2 separate regions of the Mus musculus genome follow, and region 2 is linked to region 1. A link is a loop called in an ENCODE intact Hi-C map of the cell type or tissue named here. Cell type or tissue: left cerebral cortex. All regions are shown on one strand. Links, peaks and the distances in the headings refer to the core of each region. The heading gives the core; the rest is flanking DNA. Region 1 overlaps Dync1li2 (dynein, cytoplasmic 1 light intermediate chain 2). Region 2 overlaps Nae1 (NEDD8 activating enzyme E1 subunit 1).

Evidence for each region. A loop is a pair of places that touch in the nucleus more often than their neighbours do. Peaks named below come from ENCODE experiments on the same cell type or tissue, not always from the same donor. Only the 100,000 strongest peaks of a DNase experiment are listed, where the experiment ranks them.
Region 2: it touches region 1 in a loop (4-fold over the local background); 4 of 42 quality-filtered maps call a loop at or near these places.

The regions. Positions count from the first base shown.
Region 1 is chr8:104,431,113-104,439,112 of GRCm38, reverse strand. It overlaps Dync1li2 (dynein, cytoplasmic 1 light intermediate chain 2), which reads left to right. Exons shown (of 13, transcript NM_001013380.2): 4 at 1,520-1,750. Among named protein-coding and RNA genes, the nearest start is that of Dync1li2, 7.9 kb to the left of the region's middle. In left cerebral cortex, for the core only: CTCF peaks have their summits at 4,099 (motif pointing right) and 4,623 (motif pointing right); DNase peaks (open chromatin) are centred at 2,872, 3,214, 3,822, 4,054 and 2 more places; H3K4me3 peaks cover 2,369 bases; H3K27ac peaks cover 4,149 bases.
Region 2 is chr8:104,513,134-104,522,604 of GRCm38, reverse strand. It overlaps Nae1 (NEDD8 activating enzyme E1 subunit 1), which reads left to right. Exons shown (of 20, transcript NM_144931.3): 12 at 2,782-2,841; 13 at 2,927-3,060; 14 at 4,342-4,417; 15 at 4,659-4,698; 16 at 5,871-5,957; 17 at 6,384-6,476; 18 at 9,150-9,264; 19 at 9,356-9,405. Among named protein-coding and RNA genes, the nearest start is that of Terb1, 8.0 kb to the right of the region's middle. In left cerebral cortex, for the core only: no CTCF peak of the experiment used is centred there; no DNase peak of the experiment used is centred there.

The DNA of each region.
Region 1 (8,000 bases), core at 1-8,000:
TCCCTGGTTGTAGCTGGGTTGTGGTAGGATATTAGATGTCAAAGGACCACTGCCTCTCAGTTAGATACTCTTGTCTACTGCTGCATGGGATGTGTGATCCTCACACATGGGGGGAGTCATGTATAGTTGACATTGGCCAGAAAAGCTCAAGAAACTGTGCTTGCTGGTGGGTAAGGCATCTAAACCTCAGATCTTGAGTACAAAGTATGTTTGGAGTCCATTCACAGACCCAGACTGGAAAACACTAAAATATAACTAGTTTGGGACCAGTGAGGTAGCTCAGCAGGTAAAGTCACTTGCTGCCGAGAGAGCCTGCCTGAGTTTGATCCCTGAGACCCACGTGATGGAAGGAAAAAATTGACTCCACAGGTTGTCAGCCAACTTCACTGTGGAACCTCCACCTGTACGCTAAGGAACACACACGGACAGCTCTAGATAAATGGCATAAAAAACTTGAAGTAGGAGCTAGAGAGATGGGTCACTTGCTGCTCTTCAGAGGACTCATCCCAGCACCATGTATGGTGGCTCACAGTAGTTCACAACTCTAGCTTTAGGGAAGCCAAGGCCTGTGGTCCCTGAGAGCACTTGTACTCCTGTGCACATAGCCACATGTGGGCAGGCACACACATAATTCAAAATAATAAAAATAAATTAAAAAAAATAATGTAGAGATTGGAAGTACAGCTAGATGTAGATACCTTTATGCTCAAACTCATCAAAATGCATTTAATAGATATTAATAACTGGTTATACATCAAGGCAGCTAAAGAAAGGTAGATTTTAAAAGTATATGTTGGAAAAGGAAGTTAATGGAATGATGTTTTGATGTTAGGAATTCCCTCTATCAAGGAACTTTTATAGAAAAAATAATTAAGGAATATGTTTGAAATGTTTCAAAAATATCCTATTAACTTAGAGAATTATCTTCCGTAGTTGCATTGTTACAGTTCCCAGTTCTTTGTTTCAGCTGTATCTTAAGATCTCCCTTTAGTCCACTTGGATTATTCTCAAGCCAGTGTCAGACATTAGTACCATTTTATTCGTAAGTGCTTCTGTAAGTATCTCTAAAAGGTGAAGATGCTTGGAATGTCTAACTGATTATCTTGACAGAACGGCTTTAGTCGCTTAGTGTGACGCACACACAAGGGGTTTGTTCCTCAGCGCGCTCACCAGCTCACAGATAACTGGTATCTTAGGACAGTGGGTCCTTTAGACCGAGGGGACAGCTCATCAATAAACGTTTGTGTCCTTTGGTTGTTATCAGCAGCTAATTATTCTCACCCTGCTCCTTAGAGTCTGTTGAAGCCTTAGTTAGAGTCGTCCTGTATGTGGTTATCTAAACTTTTAAAAGCCTAGGCAGTTCCTTCTGTACTAGACTGGATTTGACGCCCACTGGGTGTTTGGCCCTGCTGGGCTGCGCTTTCTGTGTGAATTTATTCCCTTCCTGATGCTGCAGTTCTCATCACTGTGCAGATAGTCACTGTTGGGTGATAATGTGGCTTTGTTCCTCTCTCCCCAGATCACACACGCTGCAATGTGTGGATTTTAGATGGAGACCTCTACCATAAAGGCCTGCTGAAATTTGCAGTTTCAGCTGAGTCTCTGCGGGAGACCCTGGTCATTTTTGTTGCCGACATGTCTCGACCTTGGACGATAATGGAGTCTCTGCAGAAGTGGGCTAGTGTTTTACGGGAGCACATTGACAAGATGAAGATTCCACCGGAGGAGATGCGGGATCTGGAACGGAAATGTGAGTAAAACTCACTAGTCCTCTTGGATTATTGGGGCCACCTTCTTCCTTTTCAGGCAAGGGGGTTTACTTGGGATAGTATTTGCTTATGTTTTGAAAAATTGTTTCAGTTATTGAAATTCAGTTATCAAGAATAGCTTGAAGGAATTAGGAATGCTTGCTGCTCTCGTAGAGAACCCAGGTTCAGTTCCCAGTACTCTTACCAGTCAGCTGCCTATGGCTCCCATTTCCAGGGAATCTAGTCACTAGCATGCATACAATGCACATACAGTCAGACACTCAAGTACACACACACACACACACACAAATAAGTAAGTAAGTAAATAAATAAATAAAAAAGAACACTTTGGCCTGATGTACTGGTGTGTGCCTTTAATCCCAGTACACTGGAGGCAGAGGCAGGTGGAGTTTGAGTATCAGTAGGAAGGTTTGCTTTGTTTTGGCTTACGGTTTCAGAGGTCTCAGTCCATGGTCACTTGGCAATTTCTAGACCTGTGATAAGGCCATCCGTCATTGTAGGAGGGAGGCAAAGAGGAGTAGAGAGAAGGGGAAAGGATGGCCTTCAACGGCCTTCCTGTAGTCTTCTTGCCCTTGGGTGAGTCCACCTTCTAATAACCACTGAGCCGGGAGCACATGAGTAGCAATTTACTGAGAGCTTAGTGGATTTCCCTTCAGTAATGCCATCAGCTAGGGACAGGATCTTTGAGGACATTTTTCCTCAAACCCCAAGCCCATGTTTCTGGAATCCCATGGAGATCCCATGTCTCCTCTTGTTGATGGGTTTAATAAAAAAAAAAAATAATAATAAAGCCCCAAGGAAGAGAATCTTGCATTTCTGACTGGTTTCTTTTGGAATCTAGCAAATATGATTGCATTCAGGAATAGCAAGATTGTTTTCGGTGAGAGGGGCTGTTGAAAGACATTTTAAAATAAAAGTTATTTTAGGTTTAAAACCCTTCTGAGAACAAAGAAGGCACAAAGTAAAGGAAGTGTGCTGCATTTTCAAGTGCGGTTCAGAGGCTTGTTTTTCCTTCCTTGGCTTCTGTGCAGTTACATCAGCTTCTGTCCCTGTGCCAGGGAGATGGGAGGGGCACAGGGAGCGGAACCGGCAGCCGCAGCGCCTTGGCCAGTGTGAGCTTGGCTGCCCTGGCTCGGTGCCACGGGATGACATCACCCCCTTTGGTGAATTGATGAGGGCTCTGGAGCATGGCACACAGTATCTGCACACTCACTGTCAGGGAAGTTTGATGGCGCTTCTCAAACTGGCTTTCCTACTGCGTGTCTCCTGTCGCACACTTCATCTTGCCCCCTGCCCGTCATCAGCGCAGCCGGAGCCTCACACCTTCCTCCTCCCCTGGCTGCGTGTGTGCCTCCCGCCTCATCTGCCCTTGGGGATCATGATTGCCAGGCCATTCATCTCGCCTCTCTTTAGCCACTGACTTTTCTAGATGATGCCTCTTTTTCTTGCAAAACAGCGATGCTAAAGACAGCTCAGCAAAATAGTTGTGAGGCTGAGGCGCTATTCTCGAGCACTGCACACAGCGTCTTACCCAGACTGGTGAGCTGATGTACCGCAGACTTCAGTTTGGGTTTGACAACCTTACAAAGGTTGATTAAAATAGAAAAAGCCACATCAGCCGAGGGCACCACTCTTTCTCAAATAAGGCAAGTGTTAGGTGCTGGGTGTTTGTTCTGGGTGCTCTGGGGAGGCAGCAGGCAGGAAGGACACCTATTCTTGGGGAGCTTGTGGAGGAGACACTGAATTAATTTAATGGTCTTAGTCATTGGCGTCTATGTCACTGAGGATTAGGTTTAGCGACGTAAGACAGAAAAATGGAGGGGAAAATGGCTTAAAAAGTTCTGGGGGGTTTATTTGTCAAGGAGAGGAAACCTAGAGGCGGGCAGTTTGCAAGTGGGGCGCAAGCCTGGGAAGACAGCTCGGGAGCCCTGCCTCCTCTGGACTCACGGCTTCTGTCACTTTGAGGGTGTGGTTCTCTTCCCTTTGACAATTAAACTTTAAACAATATGTCGGTGTTCCAAGCAGCAACATGGAGACCGGGAGGCAGTGCTGAGGTGCGCCTGCCTGCCTGCCTGCTCTCTTTTTAAAGAGGTTGAGAGTGGAATCTTTTTGGCTTTTCGTAGCATGTGTGCGCTTGCACATACCTGTGCAGCATGACTTTGAAAAGGTTCTCTCCTCCCACTGCAGGTACCACGGGTCAAACTCGGGGTTTCACGTGACCACTTTGACTCGCTGACCAACCCACCTTTCCCCCTTGCTAGTCTAGAAAGCGTCTTCATGCCGTGTTGGGTTAGCGGGGAGAGGAGAGAGAACACTAGAGGGCAGGGCATCTAGCAACTGCTGAGCCATGTCTGTGACTGAGCATCTCGGCGTTCACAGTCCCTGGTCTGTGATATTTGGAATGGTAGCCGTGCCTTTGTGCTTGGTGAAGGCGTGCTTGTATTCACGCTGGTTTTAGCTTACTTTAGAGAAGTAGTTCTTCATGTTCTTGCTCACAGGACGGCTGCCTTTCAGATTAATTAGACTCTCTGGTGTTTTCTTATTAAGATTTATTTTAGTTTCGATTATGGGGGGCACAGTGTGTGTGCATGTGAATGGAGCTGACAGAGTGCTGGGGCCTCCTGGAGCTGGAGGCGGGTGTTGGGCAGTGCTGGAAGCGAACTCGGTTCCTTGCAGGAGCAGGGCATGCTCTTAGCTCCTGAGCACCTCTCCAGCTGCCTTTAGTATCATTCTCGACAAGTGAGCCCCTCTTTACAGGCGGGTTCCTCTCAAGCTGCCTGCTGTGGGGCAGCTTTGTGACCAGCCACTGTGACCCAGAGCTGGCAGAGGGACAGCAACCTTGAGCTGCCAGAAGGTGGTGCTTGATGCTGCAAAAACTGGATGAAGACAGTATAAGGAAGGGCTGGGCTGGGTTGGGTTGGGTTTGGTTAGGTTGGGTTGGGTTGGGTGGGGCTGGGCTGGGTTGGGTTGGGTTGGGTGGGGCTGGGTTGGGTTTGGGCTGTTTTGTTTGAGGAATACAGCCCGTCCTAGCGTGGAAAGCACAGTGGCAGGAGCCTCAGGCAGTTGCTGGTCACAGTACATCTGGAGTCAGTAAGCAGAAGTGAATTCCAGTGCTAAGCTAGTCTTCTCCTTTTTAAAAATTTAGTCTAGATGCAGAGACTCTGGGATGGTGTAAGTAAATCATAAACCATTCTGGAAACACCTTTACAGGCACACCTAGAGGCGCGTCTCCTAAGCGGTTTATTTGCTTATTTTTAATGTCTGTGTGGCTCTGGTTCACCTGGGATTCACTAGAGTGGGCTGGCCTTAGAGAGATCAACCTGTGGCCCTTGACCCCTTTAGGGGTTGAACCTCCCTTTCACGGGGTTGCATATCAAATATTTACATTGAGATTCATAACAGCAAAATTACAATTATGAAGTAGCAAAGAAAATAATTGTATAGTTGGGTGTCACCACAATGTGAAGAACTGTTTTTTTTTTTTTTTTTTTTTTTTTTGAAGTGTTGTAGCATTAGGAAGGTTGAGAAGCACTGATTTAGAGTAACTAGTTTCCTTCAGGACTTGTAGGCTACTCTCACCATGTGACCTATACAGAAGACTGAACTGGCGGGCTCCTGGAATAGGTGATCCGGCTGCTCTACCCCCTCCCTTCCCACTGTAGCTTAGCTCACCTCTATCTTGACCCTGGCTCTGCCCTGCTCCCTGTTGGGGAAGCCCTTGACAAATGCCTTCTCTGCTCTTGGGCAATCAGATGTCACCCCGACAGTTAACCACTGCATTTTTTTATTGACTTGACTGTTAAAAGAGAAATTCCTTTAAGCTCCTACAACAACATCACATTTTCTGGCTATGTTCAACATAGTATGGAGATGACCTTGGTTGATTTCTTTTTGTTGACAATGAAGTTTGACCCATTAGTCTCTGCCTTTGTGAGAAACAAAGGAAACAAAGGAAGGGATGTTGAGATGGCTCAGTCTGTGGCTCAGTCTATAAACTATTGCCTGTGGAGCATGAGGACCAGAGTTTAGTCCTCACCCGTGTAACAGCTAGGTGTGGGAGCAGCAACAATCCTAGCACTGGGGAGGAGATGGGAAGGTTCCCGAAGCCAGTCATGCTAAATTGGTGAATTCCAGGTTCAGCAAGAGACCCTGTGTCAAAAAAGAAGGTGAAGAGCAATTAAGTAAGATGTCACACTCAAGAACTTATGTACATGTGTACTTGATGGCGCGCACGCGCGCCCCCCCCCCCACACACACACAGACTGAGCTTTGTCTAGCTATGATTTCAGAGTTTGCATGCACTGGTGGCTTGCTCTCTTACTTTGGTGGGAAAAAAAGTTGCTCACCTGTTAGTAGAAGGGGAACAGAAAGAGAAGAGGGCCTGAGGGTGTAGCTCAGTTAATAGAGGGCATGCATGAAGCCCTGGGTTCAGTACTACATAAACCAGGCACAGCAGCTCTGCTTGTAATCCCAGTACTAGGGAGGTAGAGGCAGGAAGACCAGAAGTTCAAGGTCATCTTCCTTATATAATGAGTTTGAGATCAGCATAAGAATATGCGTGCACGCATGCACACACATACCTACGTGGGTCAAGAGGGAAGAAGGGAGCTAGGCAGTGGTGGCACACGCCTTCAATCCCAGCACTTGGGAGGCAGAAGCAGGCGGATTTCTGAGTTCGAGGCCAGCCTGGTTTACAGAGGGAGTTCCAGGACAGCCAGGGCTACACAGAGAAACCCTGTCTCAGAAAAAAAACAAAAAACAAAAACAAAAAAAGAGGGAGGAAGGGGGAGAGGAAAATGAGAGCAAGCCATAGTAGAGCCTTTACAGGCACAGCCTTAATTAATAACCTGCTTCTTTCATATAAGGTTCCACACCACCACCACCCCAGTAGCTCATTCAGCTGGAAATTCATGTCTGAATTAATCCAGCGATAGAATTAATGCCTTCTTAATTCAGTCACCTCTCAAAAGTACCACCAGCCGGGAACCTTCAACACATGAATCTTTTGGGGACTCTTCATGTCCAAACCACAACACTTGTTACTTTTTAGTTTGCCTGGTGTTACTCGAAAGCCCATGAGCTTCTCGGCCATTTCAGAAGCACAGACAATGATGAGCTAAAAATCTCTCAGGTTTTAAAAAACTGTTTGAAACCCCTTCTGTGGGTGTAGAGGAGAGTGTACATCTTTTTCTTGGCTTTCCATAGTGATCTGTCTGTCTGTGTCTGTCTGTCTATCTACCTGTTTGTGAGGAGAGGGGAGCGGGGGTTGTGGGGCTGTCCTGCTTGCGTGTATGCACCATATGTGTGTAGTGCCCATGGATACCAGAAGAGGGCATTAGATCCTTTGGCACTGGGGTTATTCATTGTGTGGGTGCTGGGACTCAAACTGGGTCCTCTGGAAACGCAGTCAGTGCTCTTAACCACTAACTCATGTTTCCAGCCCTCCCAGTACTTTTACTTATGTTTGTGTGGCATGGTTTTAGTGAAAGCATAATAAAAGGCCTTAGACCTTTTTTCAGTCCTATTAGGTTCATTAGAAAAATAGAGCCTGTTGGCTCCTAAGCCTGGAGGGGCTTTTCCTGTCATATGAAGATCTGGGTATGGCAGGCACAGCTGTCATCCTAACACTTGGGAGGCAGAGGGAGGGGAGGGGGAAGGTAACTGCTGCAAGTTGTAGGCCAGTCTACACGGTGAGTTCCCGGTATCTAGTAAGGCCCTTTATAATACAAATGACAAAACCCATCATTAACCCTGAAGTCCTCACATACAGGTTCTGGTCTGCAGGCCTTGTTTTCACCTGGCTTAACTACAGCCAGTGGCTACTCTACCTAAAAGCCCCTTCTCTGTATGTAAAGATTTGTTTTATGAGTGTTGTACTTGCTCATATAAACGTGTACTGCATCCAGACCTAGTGCTCATGGAGGCCAGAAGAGCATATTGGAATCCCTGAGACTGGGGTTCCAGATGGTTGTGAGTTTCCACATGGGTGCTAGGAACTGAAGCTGAGTCCTCTGGCAAGTCTCTGGCCCTCTGAGCCATTGCTCCAGCCCCCTAAGATAACAGGTGTGCATACGAAGGAGCAGGTGCGTCAGTCCTGCTGTGTTAGGCACAGATAGGACATGCACACTGGATGTGTAAGTGAAGTGCCCTGAAGACAAAGTCCCTAGGAATAGAGAACTGACTGGTACCTGGCAGTCATGTGGTCTTTGCCTGCTTCTCCTGTATGGAAGT
Region 2 (9,471 bases), core at 638-8,637, 83 kb before region 1:
TCATATGTGAAAGTTGATATAACAATTTAACCTAATATTGCCTAAATGCCTAAACAAAGAATGTTTGGGTTCTTTTGTTTTGTTTTTTATTAAGACAAGGTCTTTTTATGTAGCCCAGGCTACTTTCAAATTTGCTGTATAGACCAGGCTGGTTTTGAACTTGTGACACTTTTCCTGCCTCCACCTCTCAAGTGTTACAAGTATGTGCCATGCCCAGCGGAAAACAGCAGTTTAGTTTTAATAAAGTTTTGTTTTTTTTTGTTTTTTTTTGTTTTTGGTTTTTCGAGACAGGGTTTCTCTGTCTAGCTCTGGCTGTCCTGGAACTCACTTTGTAGACCAGGATGGCCTTGAACTCAGAAATCCTCCTGCCTCTGCCTCCCGAGTGCTGGGATTAAAGGCGTGCGCCACCACGCCCGGCTTTAATAAAGTTTTGTGCCCTGCATGGTGGTGAATGCCTGTACCTCCACCCCTGGGGGAGGGGAGCAAGGTGATGAGTAGCCATCCTTGGCCACATAGCAAGTGCAGAAACAGCTGGGGCTCAAAACAAAAAAAAAATCTATATTATCCTCATTAAAATTATGTCTGTGCTTCAGCATATAATAGCAATAAAATAAAGTAATTTCTTTCACTTAGAGAAATATGATTTATGAATAGTTGAGAATTTGGAGGTAAGACTTACAAATGATAGTTTGCTAGTCAAAAGAAGTACTAAACTCAAAAGTTAAATTTTGTTATCTTGCATTTTTTTGCAGCAGTTATTTAGACATAATTGGAGATGTTCTCAATGACTTGTACATTGCAAAAATTATAAGCTGATATGGTAACTTACACCTGTAATCCTGGCACTTTGGAGGCTGAGGCAGGTGGATTCTGAATCTGAGGCCTGAAGCCAGCCTGGGCTACAGAGTGAGGTTAAGCCCAACTTAGAATACATAAAAAGTATCGGAAAATAAGTCAGACTACTACTACTACTGTTGCTGCTGTTGCTGCTGCTGCTGCTTCTTTTTCTTCCTCCTCCTCCTCCTTCTCTTCCTCCTCCTCCTCCTGCTCCTCCTCCTGCTCCTCCTCCTCCTCCTCCTCCTCCTGCTCCTCCTGCTCCTCCTGCTCCTCCTCCTCCTGCTCCTCCTCCTCCTCCTTCTCCTCCTGCTCCTCCTGCTCCTCCTCCTCCTCCTCCTCCTCCTCCTCCTCCTCCTCTTCTTCTTCTTCTTCTTCTTCTTCTTCTTCTAAGTTTGTTCGTTCATTTTTGAGGAACTGTGGAATAAGACACCTGGAAGATTTTTTATAGTTTTTTTTTTTCTTTTTTTTACAATTTATAGCTTGAGTACTGCCTTTCACATTAGGAAAGCACTCAAGTCACTGTAGACATTTTGAAGACCCTGAAATGGTTCCTGAGTGTATGCCTTGTAAATCATTCTAGCTAAGGAACATCTTTTATCTTAATTGGAAAGAATGTTGAAAATGTATATGTATAGCTATCAAATGATACATGTTAGATCTGCATTTTTACTGAAAATAAAATGTAATGATCAGTTTTTAAAACTAAAGGATGATTATAAAGCCAGGCATGGCGGCATGTACTTGTAATGCCAGAACCAAGGAGATGGAGGAAGAGGCTTGAGACCACATTGGCTGCATAGTGAGTTCTAGTCCAGTCTGGGCACAAGAAAAATAAAACAGAAAAATGGTTCTAGGAGTTGGGGGCAGTAAATTGAACAATTGGATATTAATGTATGAACAAAGTTAGAATGTGAGGAGGCAAGAAGGGGTCTGGGTATTGGATAGGGTGTACCTAGGGGGCAGTGTTAGAGAGGGAGCTGGGAAGGAGGAAAAGGCCTGAGTGAAGTGCCACCCAGAGGTCTGTTGCATGAGCTGCTCAAGCAGAGGGCACGGGCGCAGGGCACAGAGTTAAAGGATCAGTAGGAAAGTCAGTACGATTGAAGGGGAAAGAAAGTGATAGGCAAGATTTGAGTTTGGAGAGCTAGAAAGGGCCATACCATAGCAGAATCTCGCAGACCTAGAAGGGTTTTGAGCAGGGAAGTAGGAAGGTCTGTTTGATGTTGAGACAGGATCTCACTGTATATAGTGCTAGCTGGCCTGGAACTCATTAGTAGACCAGGTGGCCTGGAGCTCACACAGATTCACCTGCCTCTGCCTTCTAGTGCTGAGATTAAAGATGTGTGCCACTACAGTGGGCCATTCAAAAGACTGTTGACTCTTATGAATACAGTAGAGGTGTGGGGTTGGAAGCCAAGACACCAGTCACGAGGTTGTCACTGAGAACTCTATTTTGTCTGCATAGAATCAAAGCCTATAGTTTGTAAAGTTATTAGTGTGGTGACCTTGTGAGTTTCAAATTGCATAATTACTTATTTTTTGTTAGAGTGGTCATCTCTGAACAGCCCTGGAATTAGGGTGAATGAATTTCAGGACTTTCATAAGCTGGGAAACCATGAACAGCTTTAAATCTGGCTTTGTAGCAATGTCAGTAGTCATTGTTGTCTTCAGATACAAAGTATATAGAATGACATGTTTGGCTTTTCCTTTACTCCATGTGGATATGGGAGACTTGTCTGAAATGCTAACAGGCCAGGAGAGGATTTTCTTCCATTCTCTTTCCCATCAGATCTCCATCAGAATCTGATTGTAAATAAAACTAAATACATCAGAAGTTGATATTTTACTGCACTTTGAAAATATAAAGGACTTATTTGAAGAAATAGCATTGAAAATAAAGGTGGACAGCATTCTTAATGTAAGTAATGTCTTGTGTTCCTTTGTTAGATCCCAAGCAGTATTGAAGATATATTTAATGATGATCGATGCATAAATATCACCAAACAGGTAACAACAAGAAGGGAAAATAAAGCTGTCTTCAACTCCAGCTCAGAATACACACCTTTATAGTAGTTTTTTCTTATTTTTTTAGACACCAACTTTTTGGATTCTAGCTCGTGCCTTAAAGGAATTTGTGGCCAAGGAGGGTCAAGGAAATTTACCTGTCCGAGGCACAATTCCTGATATGATTGCAGATTCAAACAAATACATAAAACTGCAGAATGTGTAAGTGTCTTTTAGTTGTGGTTATTTTGTTTGTTTTTCAAAACAGGGTTTTTGTGTGTAGCCTTGGCTGTCCTAAAATTAGCTTTGTAGACAAGGCTAGCCTTGAATTCAGTGGGGTTAAAGGAATGTGCCACCATGCCTTATCACTGTTTTTAAACTATGTGTAACAGGCTACTTAAATCTGCCCTCCTAAAGGGACTCAGACCCTGGTTTCTGACAGAGGACCTAAAAAAAATGTTACATGAACAACTCACCTTCTTGAAGTTAAGTCCAAGGAAAACCACACACTTCAAACCTACCCAATAGTATAAGTCATGAAAAACTTTGTTTAATATCTAGTTATATTTGACTGTAAAAATGACTAGTATTAATGCTGAGTCTCTCCCAGGTAAGGGCACACCTTTTAGGGTGAAGGTTGTACTATTGGGATTGAACCTGGGTCCTCATATATATGTGAAGCAAGAGTTCTACCTCTGAGCAATGTCCCTAAAGTCACCATTAGTTTCTGTCTTCAGTTGTCCTTTGCCAAATTTTCAGTATTATAACTCATAGATTAGGACAACAAACCAAGATTTGTTAAACACTGACCAAGATCTTCTCTGTATGGCAACCTTTGGCCCTGGAGGAAACCAGGTCAGGTTCCTTGCATTCATCAGCTCTGTACATTAGTTACAAAGAAGGTAACATCCAGGGAGACCTGACCTTACGGGTCCATGTGTGTCAGAGGAGGTATACTGGATAACAGGTGTTTATCTACAGTCATTGATTCCTTAAGTTACGAGAGATTAATGACCAAAAGAAAATGACTCAAAAGAAAGACTCCCACGAGTGTCACCTGGGTACATTGAAGTTGGATGCTGTAGGGATGACAGGTGTCACCTGGGTACATTGAAGTTGGATGCTGTAGGGATGGCAGGTGTCACCTGGGTACATTGAAGTTGGATGCTGTAGGGATGACAGGTGTCACCTGGGTACATTGAAGTTGGATGCTGTAGGGATGACAGGTGTCACCTGGGTACATTGAAGTTGGATGCTGTAGGGATGGATAATGGGAGCTTTGGCTTTAGAGGACTCCAGAAGAGGACTCTACTGCCAGCTCTTCCATGACACCTAACTGGTGAGAGGTGCTACTGGTGATAATTCTCTACCATTTTCACATTTCATATGTTTCCAAACATTTTTAAATTAAAAATAAACTTTTGTTCACTTAAAGATGACTTTAGCTTTGCTAATTTTAGGAGTCATTAATTGTAGGGTTTTGTTGTTGTCAATCTTTTCCAGTTACCGAGAGAAAGCAAAGAAAGATGCTGCTGCTGTAGGCAATCACGTTGCCAAATTGCTTCAGTCTGTTGGCCAGGTAAGTGGTGAACAGTACTTCTCCCCGCAGCAAGGAGCTCAGCCAGGGAGGGGTTAGAGAGGGAAGGCGGGGCCCTGGCTTGCTTCTTTGGCAGAAGTGCCTACTTGTCTCTAATGAGCACCCCTGTTACAGGAGAACAGTTGTGTTTGGAGTGTTTTCCCAGCTCTTGGCTTTGTGCTGTGCCATTGCTGTCTCTGTGTGTGTGCGTGCTAGAGAAAAACCTGCATTTATTTCTTTATAGGCACCAGAGTCCATTTCAGAGAAAGAATTAAAATTGCTTTGTAAGTCCTTTTAATTTTCTTATTTTGCTTAATAAAAGTATGCTACAGAGGGTGTTCTTGGGAGTTTTAAATGGTTGAAATTCTTGAAGTAGGGTGTGTGTATCCTTAGGTAAATTTTATTTTGTTTTTTTGTACTCTAAAGGACATTTTAAGACTGGGCCATTGGTACTCATTTGATCTGTGTTAAGTGACTAATGGAATTAAGAATTTGTCATGATAGTTCATGGCTGGGCTTCTGGGGTTTTCTCCCTAATTTCTGAGGCGGTAAAAGCGTGTTCTTGGAGTCAGTTGCAGGTTGAAGATAGCTCAGCGGGTTAAGTGCTTGCCATGCAAACAGATCCTGTCTCAAAAAGATAGGTGGAAAACAAATAAAAACAAAAAGAAAAAGAATACAGTGGCGATTCATAGAAGACACTCAGAATCAATCTCTGGTCACCACATATTCACCACATATTCACGGGTGGCTAAGCATATCCATGCATATATCACACACAGAAGTAAAAGTTTCATAAAGTTAGTTGCCGGGTTAGAAAGATGGCCTATCAGTTAATCGGAGGAACCCCAAAGAACAGGTACATGGACACACACATTTGTTTTAAGCCTTCCTCACACACCAAACTGAGACTATAACCAAGGCAGCAATTTCTTCATACCATTAATATTCGGTGTCTAACAAAACCCCCACAGTACTGTGGTCACTCAATAAAATTTTTAATGAATAAATGCTTCAAAATGTTTATTGTTTTTAAATTGTTTGTTTGTTTTGGGTTTTTCAAGACAGGGTTTCTCTGTATAGCCCTGACTGTCCTGGAACTCACTCTGTAGACCAGGCTGGCCTCGAACTCAGAAATCTGCCTGCCTCTGCCTCCCAAGTGCTGGGATTAAAGGCGTGCGCCACCACACCCAGCTATGTGTATGTGCCTATCTGTGTGTGGATATGTGCACCTGCAGAGGTCAAAGATGTCAGATCCCCTTGGAGCTAGAGTTATAAGTAGTCATGAGGCCTGCTGTGGGCAGGTGGGTACTGGGAACTGAACTCAGTTCCTCTCCATTAACAGCAAGCTCTCCTAGCTGCTGATCCATCTTGTAGCCCTAATTTCTTGTTCATAAAGTGACCCATAATTTGGTGTATTCAGTTGTCACAACCTTCCTGAAGTCTTTACTGTTTCCAGGCAGCAATTCTGCATTTCTTCGAGTGGTAAGATGTCGATCTTTAGCTGAAGAGTATGGCTTGGATACAGTCAACAAAGATGAAATTAGTAAGTATAACAACCAGATGCTAAGTTAAAAGATACTAATAAAATGTGTATAATAGTGCTGAATAAATGGTGCTATAAAAATAATGTGAATATTTCATAGATTACCTGAATGATTTTAATTTACATATATTATTCAGAAATAAATACATAAAAATGTGTTTAGATTACTGACTGCATTGTGTGCTATATAGAACTAACATTATCATGTTTCTACCTTGGTAGAGACTCCAGCTAGGAGTCTATAAGACCCCTTGTGTTACACCTTAATGTATTTATTTCTTATTTATAATTTTATACTTTATTTTAATAAAATATTTAATATTTTTTGCTAATATTATTTTGTATCCTGAAACTTGAGTATGAATTCAGCCTTTTGTTGCTTGTGTATGTTATCTAGTTTTACTGATTTTTTTTTTTTCCTTTCAGTTTCTAGCATGGACAATCCGGATAATGAGATAGTCCTGTACCTGATGTTGCGGGCTGTTGATCGATTTCATAAACAGCATGGCAGATACCCAGGTAAGAACAGCAGTTGATTTACCAGATACAAAGAAGATCTTTTGGCTTTTTTGTTGTTTTAAGACAGGATCTTACTTATTAGCTTGGGCTGGCCTTGAATTTGTGATCTTCCTCAATCAGTCTCCAAAGTATTGAATTTACAGGCATGAGCCATCAGATTCACTCATTAAAGTCTTAAATAAATGCTTGACTTGATGCCAGGTGTAGTGGCACTTGCTTTTAATCCCAGCACTAGAGGCAGAGCTGGGCCAAGTCTACAGAGTGAGTTCCAGGACAGCCAGGGCTATGTAGAGAGAATATGTCTCAAAAAAGACCAACCAACCACACAGGAAAACCCACTTGACCTGAATTTTAGTATTCTGTGGATATTAGAGGAACTATTATTTGATTTTTTTTTAAAAAAGATTGTTTGTGTATTTTATATACATATTTTTATATACATACATACATACATACATACATACATACATACATACACACACACACACACACACACACATGCCAGAGGAGGGACTCTGATCCTATTACATGGTCGTGAGCCACCATGTGGTTGCTAGGAATTAAACTCAGGACCTCTGGAAGAGTAGCCAGTGCTCTTAACCTCTGAGCCATCTCTCCAGCCCAGTGCTCTATTGTTTTTTAAGGCTCACTACTTTTAAACCATTTGATTCTAAACTGTTAGAGAAGAATGTTGGTTGAATGTGTATCACTAACATGTCCTTGTATGTTTTTTCTTTTTTCAATTTTGAAGATTTATTTATTTTATGTATGTGAGTACACTGTAGCTGTCTTCAGACACACCAGAAGAGGACATCAGATCCCATTACAGATGGTTGTGAGCCACCACGTGGTTGCTGGGAATTGAACTCAGGACCTTTGGAAGAGCAGTCAGTGCTCTTAATTGCTGAACTGACTCTCCAGTCCTATCTCTTGTGTCTTATTTTTATATTTGTCTTTTTAAAATTCATTGTGTGTGTGTGTGTGTGTGTGTAGGTCTCAAAAACTTAGTGGTTTAAAACAGGTTAAAGTGTGTGTGCATGAGTGTATACATGTGTGCATGTATGTGTGGGGACCAGAGGTTAATATTAAATGTCTTCTTCAGTTGCTGTTCACATTATCTTTTGAGGAAAGGTTTTTCAATGAACTGAGGGCTCACAGATTTGGCTAGCCTGGCTGGCCAAGCAGGGTCCTCCTGTCTTTGGGTTTCCCCTGATAAGATAGATGTATACCATTATGCTCAGGTTTGAATGCGGGTTCTCGGGGATTGAAGTGGGCTCCTCAGGCTTGTACAGCACAGTTTACCCACTGACCCATCTGTTGGCCTTTAATCCTCTCTGCTGGTTTCTTGTTGGAGCTGAAGCAGTTCCTTTTTTAAGAGGGAGGTTCTTAGTCGTATGGTGCCTAGGCTTGAGATTCTGAAGGTTTGACTGAGTTAAATATCGAAGAGACATCTTCACTCTCCTTACTGAGATGCTTGACACCTGGGTATGGTGGCTCACAGCTATGGGGCGGACGGACATTCAGGAGGCTGAGGTAGAAAGATTGCTGTGAATCTGAGGTCAGCTGGGCTGCAGAATGAGACTTTGTCCCAAACAACAAAGAAGAGAGAAAGAAATGACGTAGGACTGGCTTAGTGGCCCTAGCACTCCTAAGGCCCTGGATTAGATTTCCTGCATGAGAAAACAACAACAAAATGCTTGTCTTGTATTCTAGTTTTGCTGTTCATGAACTAAGTAATTTGTCTGTGTCCCAGCTTTTCTATCTGTATAGTTGTGGCTCCTTCATAAAGTTCTTTTGAGAATTAAATCAGTGCAAAGGCACAAAGTACATAAAATAGTATCCAGCATCTATTAATGTTTAGTAAATGTTGTATATTACGATTGCTTTATGTCCTCAGTGCCATTTAATCACTCAAAATGGAAATAAAGGGCTGGAAATGGAAATAAGTAGCTTAGTTTGTTGTTGAGTGAACAAAGCCCTAGGTTTAGAGATCTTCAGCACTGAAAAAAGCATACGCCTGTTATCTCACCCAGGAGGTAGAGTCAGGAGAATTAGAAGTTCAGGGTCACCCCTGACTACATACAAGTTTGAGACTAGCAGGGATTAATAATAAGACTTTGTTTCCAAAAAAATAGAAATTTAACTTAAAGGATATAAGTAAGGTATTTTCTCTTTAATTTTTTGATCAAATAATTATTGAGTATTTTTTGTGTTAATCTTCTACAACATAATTAGCTAAGACTTAAAAGACCAGAAACCCACCAGAATGTTGGGATAATATGCTGTCACTAAGTTAAAATCCCTAGACCTGAGTAAGACTTACTGAACTTCAATTTGTGATAGATTTTAGTTTAGCAGATTCTGATATTTTCAAATGTTGGTTTATGTTTGTTCTGTAGTTTTATACCTTACTGTTTTAAACTGGATTAAGTAAGAGATAACGATCAGTTTGAATTACTTTTTCCCCTGAGACCTGGCGCCTATGCAGCCCTGGCAGTCTTAGCACTCACTACGTAATACAGAGCATTCACAAACACAGAGATCTGCCTGCCTTTGCCTCCTGAGTTAAAGGTGTGCACTATTGTGCCCAGCCCACATATTTATTTTAATGGAAATGTATATATTATATATATATATATATATATATATACACACACACACACTTTTTTTTAGGAGTATCTAACTATCAAGTTGAAGAAGATATAGGGAAGTTGAAGTCCTGTCTTACTGGCTTCCTTCAGGAATATGGGCTGTCTGTAATGGTGAAAGACGATTATGTCCATGAATTGTGAGTATTCTTTAGAGCATATAAAGATAATACTCACTGGGAGAGACTGTGATGAGACTAATAAAACTGTAAACCCCCATCCTTTCTGTAGTTGCCGGTACGGAGCTGCTGAGCCACACACCATTGCTGCGTTCCTGGGAGGTGAGTTTTGTAGATGAAATGACTTATTTGTTATCATACAGTTACTATTTGTTGTAATTAGTGTAA